2 separate regions of the Homo sapiens genome follow, and region 1 is linked to region 2. A link is an interaction called in ENCODE POLR2A ChIA-PET data of the cell type or tissue named here. Cell type or tissue: K562. All regions are shown on one strand. Each heading gives the region's core, and the rest is flanking DNA. Links, peaks and the distances in the headings are about the cores only. Region 1 overlaps PIK3IP1 (phosphoinositide-3-kinase interacting protein 1). Region 2 holds the start of INPP5J (inositol polyphosphate-5-phosphatase J).

Evidence for each region. ChIA-PET counts read pairs that join two places held together with the same protein. Peaks named below come from ENCODE experiments on the same cell type or tissue, not always from the same donor. Only the 100,000 strongest peaks of a DNase experiment are listed, where the experiment ranks them.
Region 1: POLR2A ChIA-PET joins it to region 2 with 5 read pairs; 4 of 35 experiments call an interaction of 5 or more read pairs at or near these places.

The regions. Positions count from the first base shown.
Region 1 is chr22:31,281,658-31,287,022 of GRCh38, reverse strand. It overlaps PIK3IP1 (phosphoinositide-3-kinase interacting protein 1), which reads left to right. Exons shown (of 6, transcript NM_052880.5): 6 at 3,735-5,365. The coding sequence ends at 3,939. Among named protein-coding and RNA genes, the nearest start is that of PIK3IP1, 8.1 kb to the left of the region's middle. In K562, for the core only: no CTCF peak of the experiment used is centred there; no DNase peak of the experiment used is centred there.
Region 2 is chr22:31,120,056-31,125,420 of GRCh38, reverse strand. It overlaps INPP5J (inositol polyphosphate-5-phosphatase J), which reads right to left and starts at 2,455. Exons shown (of 13, transcript NM_001284285.2): 1 at 2,302-2,455; 2 at 1-576. The coding sequence starts at 2,406. LOC105372995 (a long non-coding RNA gene) reads left to right here and starts at 5,119. Exons shown (of 3, transcript XR_938163.3): 1 at 5,119-5,365. In K562, for the core only: no CTCF peak of the experiment used is centred there; a DNase peak (open chromatin) is centred at 5,030; H3K4me3 peaks cover 483 bases.

The DNA.
Region 1 (5,365 bases), core at 98-5,097, 160 kb before region 2:
AAAAAAAAGTGGGTAATGGACTAGTACTCTCTGATTTCTTATGATGCAGGAAGCAGAGGTCCAGAGAGGGAAAGTATTGACTTGAGAGGACATCCTGACGCCCAGTCTGAGGTTGTTTCCCACAATGGGATGCTTGACATGCAGGTCCAGGGACACCTGCTTGTTCATTTCAGAGTTAATGACATAGTGGCCCTGGCCTTACAATTCATAAGCAGACCTAAGCCACATTGGCTGAGTTTAGTCCTTGAACTATCTCCTTTTTCCTCAGCCACCCAACAGCATTTGGCTGTCCTGCAATCCTGTGACAGTTTCCAGGCCTTCCAGGTGCTTGAACTGACTAAACATTCTTAATTCTGAGCTCAGTTCTGGTGTCCAGTGGAAGTCTTTTTTCTTCTAGATTTGTTCCTCTAGGCTGTCACGAGACTGCCCTGAGGCCTAAAATTTATTTTCCTGTAAACTCAGGGCAAGGCACCCAGTCATCAGACTCCCCGTCACTAACGACCAGATCACCCCTTTCTTCAGCAGAACTGCTCTGAGAACAGACTGTACAACAGGAAACCGCATGTGGGCTTAAAAACAAGCTTGCAGCCTTCATCTCTTCCTAAAGTCAGAGAGCAGAGTGTCCTGAAAAGAGCTGTAGGTTGAGTGTGGGTTCAGGTGCCCTCTGAGCCTTGGTATCTTGTCTGTTAAATGGGGATATATCCTCCCTCCACATCTACCCATCTAAGATTATAAGTATTAAATGTAAACAGAAACAATAGCACACCAATCAGGTAATAATCACAATAGCAGCCAACATTTATTTCATGCTTTCTTAATAAGTAAGGCCCTACTGTATGCTCTTCCCTGATTATCTTTTTTTCTTAATTTTTTTTTTTTTGAGACAGAGTCTCGCTGTGTCGGCTCACTGCAACCGCCGCCTCCTGGGTTCAAGTGATTCTCCTGCCTCAGCCTCCCGAGTAGCTGGGATTAGAGGCACCCGCCACCATGTCCTGCTAATTTTTGTATTTTTAGTAGAGACGGGGTTTCACCATGTTGGCCAGGCTGGTCTTGAACTTCTAACCTCAGGCAATCCACCCGCCTCGGCCTCCCAAAGTGTTGGGATTATAGGCATGAGCCACTGCACCCAGCCTCCTGATTACCTTGACTAAGCCTCACAACCACACTAGGAGCACTGTTAGATTTTACAGTGAGGAGCTGAGACCTAGCAGAGTTAAGTACAATGGCCAGGCTACACAGCTAGTAATGTATGTCTGAGGAGTATTAGTATCTCCAGCAAGTCCAGTGAGGCCAAGTAGCCTCATGTAAATTTGCTTTGAATTGCAAAGGAAAGTAGGAAAAATAGAAATTTAAAAAAAGGCTGGGTTTAAAGTCAGAAGAAACAAGATCTAGTTCTGGAACTTTCACCTATTCTGGATGTGACACTGGACAAGTTATTTACCTTCTCTGGACCTCAATTTCTTCATCTGTACTGTAAGGGGGTTAGATATGGTGATACTCCCAACTCTATTTCCTAAAAAGACAATATTGCCGGTGCTAAGACTGGGTTCAAATCCCAGCTCTGCCATTTGCTTGAACAAATAGTGTAACTTCTCTGCATCTGCCTTCCTATCTATGAAACAGATCAAAATAGATACCACATAGGTTGTGAGGATGAAATTGGACAGTATAGTTTAGGCATACAATTGGTGTTCTATAGCCTGGGAGAGGAAGTTGGAGGCAGCATACAGTAGGGCCTTACTTATTAAGAAAGCAGGAAATAAATGTTGGCTGCTCTTGTGATTATTACCTGTAGCTGCCTTGGGAACTTTTCCTGAGCAGCAGTGTGGCACAGCACTGCCTCTGACTGGGAAAATAGCAGCGGCTCAGAGTAATAATTGAAGACGACCTGTGTAGTCTGAATGAGGTCTGTGGTGCTTCCATACTCTGGGAGAGGAAGTTGGAGGTAGGCAGCAGCTTCCTCTACACCTGCTCTCTCTGGCCAGCTCAGCTCCCAGTCCCACCCTGGCCTTGGAGCAAGCAGTCAGGGTAGGTACTGTAAGCCTTGAGCTCTGCCAAAGGCCATGAGGCTTGCCTAATGGGATGGAGCTTTTCCCTGGCTGGGATGGGTGGGCAGGCACCAGGCTTCCTCTTAGGGAGGGAGGGCTGTAAATGGGGGTGGGTGGGAGCTCAGCCTGGCCGGGTCTTTGTCCTGGTAGTCTAGGCCACGAGGTTCAAATGGCCAGTCTGTGACTGAGGAGCTAAGTGTACTGTCTGCACTAGCTTCAGAGGGAGGTCTTATTTTCTGATAAAAAGGGGAGGGAAAAACTGTAAGTCAACACCACTCCACTCCCTTAGGAGAGGAACTAAGTCAGTGAACAAGCCTTTTGTTCTTTCTTGGCTGCCACACAACACCCAGGCTAACCACCCCCTACCCCCAAGCAGTGAGAAGGGGCTAGGCTGCCTGATGGTCAGTGTAGCAGGCCTAGTGGCCTCTCAAAGGTCACCCAAGGGAGCTGGGAGCAGCCACTGCATCTCTAGGACTCACAGGCACCATTAACAGCAGGCACATGGGATTGAGTGTGCTTCCAGGCTTCCAAATGGATGAGACTAATCCAGACTAGTGCCAGCATCTGCTTTCTTTACCCTTGACTGCTCTTCCAGCCCTGCTCTGCCTCATTAATACAAATTGATTTTTTTCCCCTAAAGACTTGTATATGATGCAGCCTGGCCATTAGCAGCAGCTCAGCTGGCCACAGGTAAAGGAGGTTGCTGAGGAAAGCAAGGCGCGGAAGTTAAACTCAAAAGCCTCAGTTTCTTCATCTATAAAACAGGGATTAGGCTGGGTGTGGTGGCTCACGCCTGTAATCCCAGCACTTTGGGATGCTGAGGCGGGTGGATCACCTGAGATCGGGAGTTCGAGACCAGCCTGACCACCATGGAGAAACCCCATCTCTACTAAAAATACAAAATACTCTGGGCGTGGTGGCGCATGCCTGTAATCCTGGCTACTTGGGAGGCTGAGGCAGGAGAATCGCTTGAACCTGAGAGGCAGAGGTTGCAGTGAGCCGAGATTGTGCCATTGTACTCCAGCCTGGGCAAAAAGCACGAAACTCCATCTCCAAAAAAAAAAGCCTGTAGCTGACATTTAGTAGATGCTTATTAAAAGTAATAAGCATCTCTGGGAGGCTGTCTCACAGCAGGATGATCAGGTCAGTTTTCTGGACAACTTTATGGGTTAGGTCCGAAGTTCAGATAGTTCTCTGGGTCTCTGGGGCTGAAAGAACAAAACTGTGTCTTGCTTTAAGAGTCTCTATCTGGCCAGGTGCAGTGGCTCACGCCTGTAATCCCAGTACTTTGGGGGGTGGGAGGATCGCTTGAGCCCAGTAGTTTGAGACCAGCCTAGGCAACATGTTGAGACCCTGTCTCAACCATAAAAAAAAAAAAAAAGTCTCTGTCCTTTACTTTATTTTCATTGAGCCCCGGTGAAGCTGTATGAAGTCCATACTGCTGTCACCCTATTTTACAGATGGAGAACCTAAGACCAGAGGTGCAGGAGCTTCTTGTTGAGTTTAACGCCGTCTTGCAGAATGGATATCCTAGAATCCTGGACCTGAGTTTGGGTCCTGGCTCAGCCACTGATTTGTTGTGACAATGGCAAGCTGCTGCTCTTGCTGAGCCTCAGGGATGCTATCTAATGAGCAAAGCTATGCAGGAGGCATAGCCTGAATGTTTGTTTGTTTTTTTCCTGCCAGGGGGAAGGATTTGAAAGAACAGCATGATCAGAAAGTATGTGAGAGGGAGATGCAGCGAATCACTCTGCCCTTGTCTGCCTTCACCAACCCCACCTGTGAGATTGTGGATGAGAAGACTGTCGTGGTCCACACCAGCCAGACTCCAGTTGACCCTCAGGAGGGCACCACCCCCCTTATGGGCCAGGCCGGGACTCCTGGGGCCTGAGCCCCCCCAGTGGGCAGGAGCCCATGCAGACACTGGTGCAGGACAGCCCACCCTCCTACAGCTAGGAGGAACTACCACTTTGTGTTCTGGTTAAAACCCTACCACTCCCCCGCTTTTTTGGCGAATCCTAGTAAGAGTGACAGAAGCAGGTGGCCCTGTGGGCTGAGGGTAAGGCTGGGTAGGGTCCTAACAGTGCTCCTTGTCCATCCCTTGGAGCAGATTTTGTCTGTGGATGGAGACAGTGGCAGCTCCCACAGTGATGCTGCTGCTAAGGGCTTCCAAACATTGCCTGCACCCCTGGAACTGAACCAGGGATAGACGGGGAGCTCCCCCAGGCTCCTCTGTGCTTTACTAAGATGGCCTCAGTCTCCACTGTGGGCTTGAGTGGCATACACTGTTATTCATGGTTAAGGTAAAGCAGGTCAAGGGATGGCATTGAAAAAATATATTTAGTTTTTAAAATATTTGGGATGGAACTCCCTACTGACCTCTGAGAACTGGAAACGAGTTTGTACAGAAGTCAGAACTTTGGGTTGGGAATGAGATCTAGGTTGTGGCTGCTGGTATGCTTCAGCTTGCTGGCAATGATGTGCCTTGACAACCGTGGGCCAGGCCTGGGCCCAGGGACTCTTCCTGTTTCATAAGGAAAGGAAGAATTGCACTGAGCATTCCACTTAGGAAGAGGATAGAGAAGGATCTGCTCCGCCTTTGGCCACAGGAGCAGAGGCAGACCTGGGATGCCCCAGTTTCTCTTCAGGGATGGATAGTGACCTGTCTTCATTTTGCACAGGTAAGAGAGTAGTTAGCTAACCTATGGGAATTATACTGTGGGGCCTTGTGAGCTGCTTCTAAGAGGCTAACCTGGAAACTAAGCTCAGAGGCAAGGTAATAAAGCACTTCAGGGCTTGCTCCCCAAGTGGGCCTGATTTAGCAGGTGGTCCTGCGGGCGTCCAGGTCAGCACCTTCCTGTAGGGCACTGGGGCTAGGGTCACAGCCCCTAACTCATAAAGCAATCAAAGAACCATTAGAAAGGGCTCATTAAGCCTTTTGGACACAGGACCCCAGAGAGGAAAAAGTGACTTGCCCAAGGTCGTAAGCAAGCTACTGGCATGGCAAGAGCCCAGCTTCCTGACGGAGCGCAACATTTCTCCACTGCACTGTGCTAGCAGCTCAGCAGGGCCTCTAACCTGTGATGTCACACTCAAGAGGCCTTGGCAGCTCCTAGCCATAGAGCTTCCTTTCCAGAACCCTTCCACTGCCCAATGTGGAGACGGGTTAGTGGGGCTTTCTATGGAGCCATCTGCTTTGGGGACCTAGACCTCAGGTGGTCTCTTGGTGTTAGTGATGCTGGAGAAGAGAATATTACTGGTTTCTACTTTTCTATAAAGGCATTTCTCTATATACATGTTTTATATACCTCATTCTG
Region 2 (5,365 bases), core at 185-5,184:
TGCGCCTGATGCCGTGGATGCTGGAGCCAGGGCCTGTTCCTGAGTTGGAGACAGAACTGGACTGGGCACCGGGGAAGGGGTGGAGGGGAGTTCTGGGGGCTGCTCCTCAGAAGCCAGGGCCAGGCTCAGGCCAGAGGCTGCCAGTGTTGGCTTGGGTCCCACGGAGGCAGGTGGCTCCTGCTTCTGGTCTCTGGAGGTTGGGGCCAGATTGGGCCCCAGGGTGACTGGGGGAGATCTTGGCCCTGCTGAGGCAGGCATCACCAGCCCCAGGGACGTCGGAGCCAGAACTGAGCCTGTGGTCGCTGGGGGAGGCTTTGGTCCAGCTGAGGCAGACATCACCAGCTGGCCCACAGATGTTGGGGCCAGGCTGGAGCTGCGGTGGGCAGTAGCTGTTTTCTGCCCTTCAGGGGTACACAGTGGAGCCAGGATTGGTCGGGGAGATGCCAGAGCCAGCCTCGGTCCTTCCGAGGAAGCTGACATAGCTGCCCGTGGCCCTACAGGTGCCAGAGCCAACCTTGGTTCCGAGGGTCCTAGGGCTGCGTTCTTCTTTGCTGGGAGCTGAAAACTTGAGTCCACCTTGTGGAGGACAAGTCAAAGATTCAGAGTGACCCTAACCAGGGCATTGGGCCCCAACTTCCATATAGACCCTGGCAGAGTTCATCTAGCTAAGAAAGGCACATCTTTCCAAGGAAGTTCTTCCTACTATCTCACTTCAATCTATTCTGCTGCAGGTCAACTTCTGTCTTGGAGGAGATAGGACACAAAACCCTAACCCCTCCTTTAAGTCTGAAACCTCTTTCACAGATGGGGAAACTCAGACCCTGACTCAAATGAGGCAGAGTGTGAACCTAAACCTGAGGACTTGCCTTGCCTTCCTGGCTGGCACCCACACCCTGCCCATTCGGGGCAGCTTCCCTGGGCAACCCTCCCACTGCAGTCCCTGAAGCTCCCCCAGCCACGGCTACTGACCTGACATCCCAGGTCTGGGCACACTGGGGACAGCCTGTTTCTTTTCTTTTTCTATTGTCAAGATACAGACCTACAGGTGCAGCTTGTTAAATACCTCTCCCTTCCTTCATAATGCCCAGAAACCCTCAGTTCCCCACCGCCCCCTAAACATCCAAATCCCTTGGTTACAGCCCTCTCTGTTCTCTTACCCATTCCCAGAGCTCCACTCAGGAGCAAGAGCTGGGAGCTGAGACTGGCTGTGTAGATTCAAAGCCCAGCTCTGTGTGACCTTAGGCAAGTACCTCTCTGCCCAGCGCCTCAGTTTCTCTGTCTGTAAAATGAAGGGATGGGGTCTAGGGTTCCTGGCCACATTATATTCTGGGGAATCTTCATCTCCCATTGTCTGCATTTATGAGCCCAACATTTGCTAGAATTCCATCTAGCCCCGTTGAATAGTCCATCCTCACCAAGTGTGAATCTAGCATTCAGAGCAAGTCCAGGATTCTAAGTTGATCCTGGTGTCACATCTCTCTGTGCCCAGGTTGTGCCCTCTTACATCCTCCACTTTCTCCCCTACCTGAAAGGACAGGCAAGCAGGTATCCCATTTATGTCCGGCAGGTGGGAGGGGTGGGGAGTCACGGAGTCCTGTAGAGACCTATCCTCCTTCCCCATCTATTCTCTCTGATGTCCCCTGTCTCCAGAAGACAGGATAAAGTGTCCTTCACCAAGGAGGGCAGAAGAATGTCTATACTTGCCCCAGGATGGCCCTAGGTAGGGTAACAGGGCGCAGGGAGGCCCTGCCTCTGGAGACGCACTTCTGTTTCTGTCCCGTATCCTTCTCAGTTCAGAGTACCTAAAACTCCATCTCCACCTCCCTTCTCAAACTCAGTTCTTTGAGGTGGCATTTTAGGCACCCTCCTTGGCTCCAAGTGTCACACTGTGTGCCGGCTTCCCCCCAACTATCACACCGCCTCCAGTACTAACAACTTAGCCATCCCAGATGTCACAGTTTTAGTCTTCAGCGACAAGCCCCCTCATTTTGCATTGGCTCAGAGAGGAAAAGCAACTTGGCCAAGGTCACACAGCAAAGGTGGAGCACAGCTGGGTCCTCTGATACCCAGTCCAGGACTCTCCCAAGGGCTCCTGGAGATGGCTAACTTCATCTGTCTCCGGGCATCCTGTCACTGCCCCTCAGCCCCCAGGGTGCTCTCTTCACCTAGCCCCTGCTCGCTGAGCAGAGGAAAGTACCAGCCCCTCAGTCAGGAGCACCAGGGAGCCTGCAGTGTATGTGGGGGGGGTGTGTGGAACCAGGGATCAGGAAAGCGGGGGGCACTGGGTCTCAGGGGTCTTACCTTGGAGGGTGCCCCAGTTTGGGCAACACCCTGGGGCATGGGCAGGGAACCCAGGCCAGCCCGGGTCCCTGGCCTCCTGCTGCCCCTGCTGCTCTGGCCCTCCATGTCTGCAGCCCCCGGCAGCCTGGACTCCCTTGGCTCCGGCTCCAGCTCTACCGCTCCCGGGAACCAGTGATGTCATCAGCCATTTCAACCTGCTGAGAATTTAAAGGCACAGGCTCCCACTTCCCAGCCTGGAAGAGGCCGAAGCAAGGTGGCTACCCCCTGGGAATCCTTCAAACTGGCTGCTGAGGCTGGAACAGCCATGGAGTGGGGAGGGGAGAGTGTACCCATCTGCCTGGCCCAGGTCCCAACTGGCAGCAGGAAGGAGGCTGTCTGTCTACCTTCACCTTTCTGCCGTAGGCCTGGTCAGCCCTTTGCTCCAGGGAGGGGCATTAACACACCTGCCTTAAGGTAGGACAGGTGGTTCAGAGGTCTGCACCCTCTCCAGGGCCTCAGAGACAACTGAGTTCTTGCCCTGATCCTGTGACCTTCCTGGCTCCCTGCCAGCTCAGAGCTTGCCCCGGCCCCCACCCTTGCCCCATTTTCAGGTCTTGGTGCCACCCTCTCCACTCCTACTGCCAGTCCCAGGCTCTATTCTTCCCAACCCAGAACCAGACACTCAGGCTCCAGCCACTGCAGTCTTTTCCCATCTCAGGCCTCAGCACCAGCCCCTCCTCTTCTGCAGACACCTAGCTGCCCTCAGATGTCCCCACAGCCAGGCCTAACCCAGCCCGGCTTCTGTCAGCTTTCTTCTCTCCAGTATTCACTGGGTGTGGTTTGGGAGGGGAACTTGCTCAAGGTCACCTGGTGAACTGAGAAGGTCTCCTGTGTTTCAGTGAGAAAACTTAGTGACCTAGGATGAGCACAAGCCCTTCGAGCTATCTGGGGGAAGGGAACTTGGGTGGAGAAGGGCCCAGCAGTGGGGTAACAGACTGACAAGAGAGTTACAAACAGGCCTGAGAATTGCTACAGCCAGGACCCAGCCCAGGACATGGTCCCCAACAGGCCTACGGGAGTGTTTGTTGAATGAATAAATGAATTAGAAGAGTGAATGGGTGATGAGGGTCAGATTGGGCTGGGATGGCTGTGGGATCTGTTTCTCATGGCTTAGAGAGGAGTGATCCCACCCACTTTAGGCAGAAAGTGTTCAGAGTTGTGTGTGCAGAGCTCCCTGTTAACCAACATGGAGCATCTGCATGGGCCTGTGCAGTCTCCTACATGAAGGCAGATGCCTCACTTTCCTCTCCTGAAGGCACTTCCTACCTCTGCTTGACTGTCAGTAGGTCTAGTCTGTATTCTCAGGCCAGCATCTCTGCTGGAATTTGCAGGGGCAGAGACTCAGGCCATATTAGAGTGTTGGGGTAGAAAGGTCTTTGGACAGCGATAGTGGAGATGGTGACAGTGGTGACGGGGAAGGCGACTGTGGTGATGGATGTGATGATGTATGTAACTGTGATGATGGAAGTAGGGGGCTAGCAGTGGTTGTGGTGAAGGTGGTGGAGGTGATGGTGATGGCAAAGGTAGAGGTGATGATGATACCAATACTGATGATGGTGTTGTGTCAATGAAAGAGGTAGTGTTGGAGTTGGAGGTGACAGTCAGGGAGGATGTGAGAGTAGACCTGGTGGTGATGCTCAGGTTACCAGAAAAAGGAAGATTCGAACTCATCCTGTCTTATCCTCTGTCTCCTGTTTTACAAATAAGAAAATGGGAGCCCCCGGGCTGGGGGAGTACTGGCAAAGTGCGGGTAATCCCAGCACTTTGGGAGGCTGAGGTGGGCAGATCACCTGAGGTCAGGAGTTCGAGACCAGCCTGGTCAACATGGCGAAACCCCATCTCCACTAAAAATATAAAAATGAGCCGGGTGTGGTGGTACATGCCTGTAGTCTCAGCGACTTGGGAGGCTGAGACAGGAGAATTGTTTGAACCTGGGAGGTGGAGGTGGAGGTTGCAATGAGCCAAGATCGTACCACTGCACTCCAGCCTGGGTGACAGAGAGAGGCCCTGTCTCAAAAAAAAAAAAAAAAAGAAAGAAAGAAAAGAAAAAAGAAAAAGAAAATGGGAGCCCCCAAGACTACCCAGCTTTTCATGCAATCCTAGAGGGAATGATGGGCAGATCCAGGCCTCTGGGACCAGTCCTAAGGCTCAGCCATCTAGGGCTGGGACAGGGGCATCAGTGCCCTTTGGAAGCCAGGCAAATGTCATGCAAATGTGTCTGCAGAGGGCTCCTCTGCCTCAGGAGGGCAACCCAGGATTTCCCACCACCCGCTCCCTGAGCTCAGACCCTGCAGGGGACTTTGTTTCTGGCCCTGCCACTGACTTACTTGAGGAGGTCACTCTGATTCCCAATTTGTGTAAGGGAGATTAAAACAGCAGACACCTCCTAAGTTTGCTGGTGAAGATTCAACAGGATAATATATATGAAATGTTTAGCATAGAGCCTGCCTGGCACAGCAAGCTCTCCATAAAGGTGGCTGCTCTGTATTTATCATCATCATCATCACCACCATTGACTTCAGCCTGCCCATGTGGTGGATGCTGAAACAGGCTGAGGGTGGTTACTCTCCTGGGAGGACAAGGAAGGGGCTCTGAGACCCAAGCCTGGTCTTGTCAGGAGAAGGGGGTAGGGGGCGGACCCCAGCTGAAAAGGGAGTGAGTTGGAGCTATATTTGAGCTCCTGGTGTGATGACTAAGGAGGTTGATAACAGGCTCTGGGGCTCAGGGCGGCAGGCTGGGGGCAGCTGTCAGGGAGAACCGCCCCCCTGGAGACGGCTGTCTCTGGAGGCCCTTTCTGGCTCCCTCCTTGCCCTCACTCTTGGTGGGGGAGGGGGGTGGGCGTACTGAGGCAGGGTCCAGGGCTCATCCAGCCCACTCCTGGAAACTCAGTGCTGTCCTTCAGGCTGTGTGGGTCAGGGATAGGAAGGCAGGATGCCAGTGATAGATGGAGTATCCCAGTTACTCTCCATAGTAACCCTGTGAGGTTGGTAATGAGGCCCCCATTGGACAGAGGAAGAAACCGAGG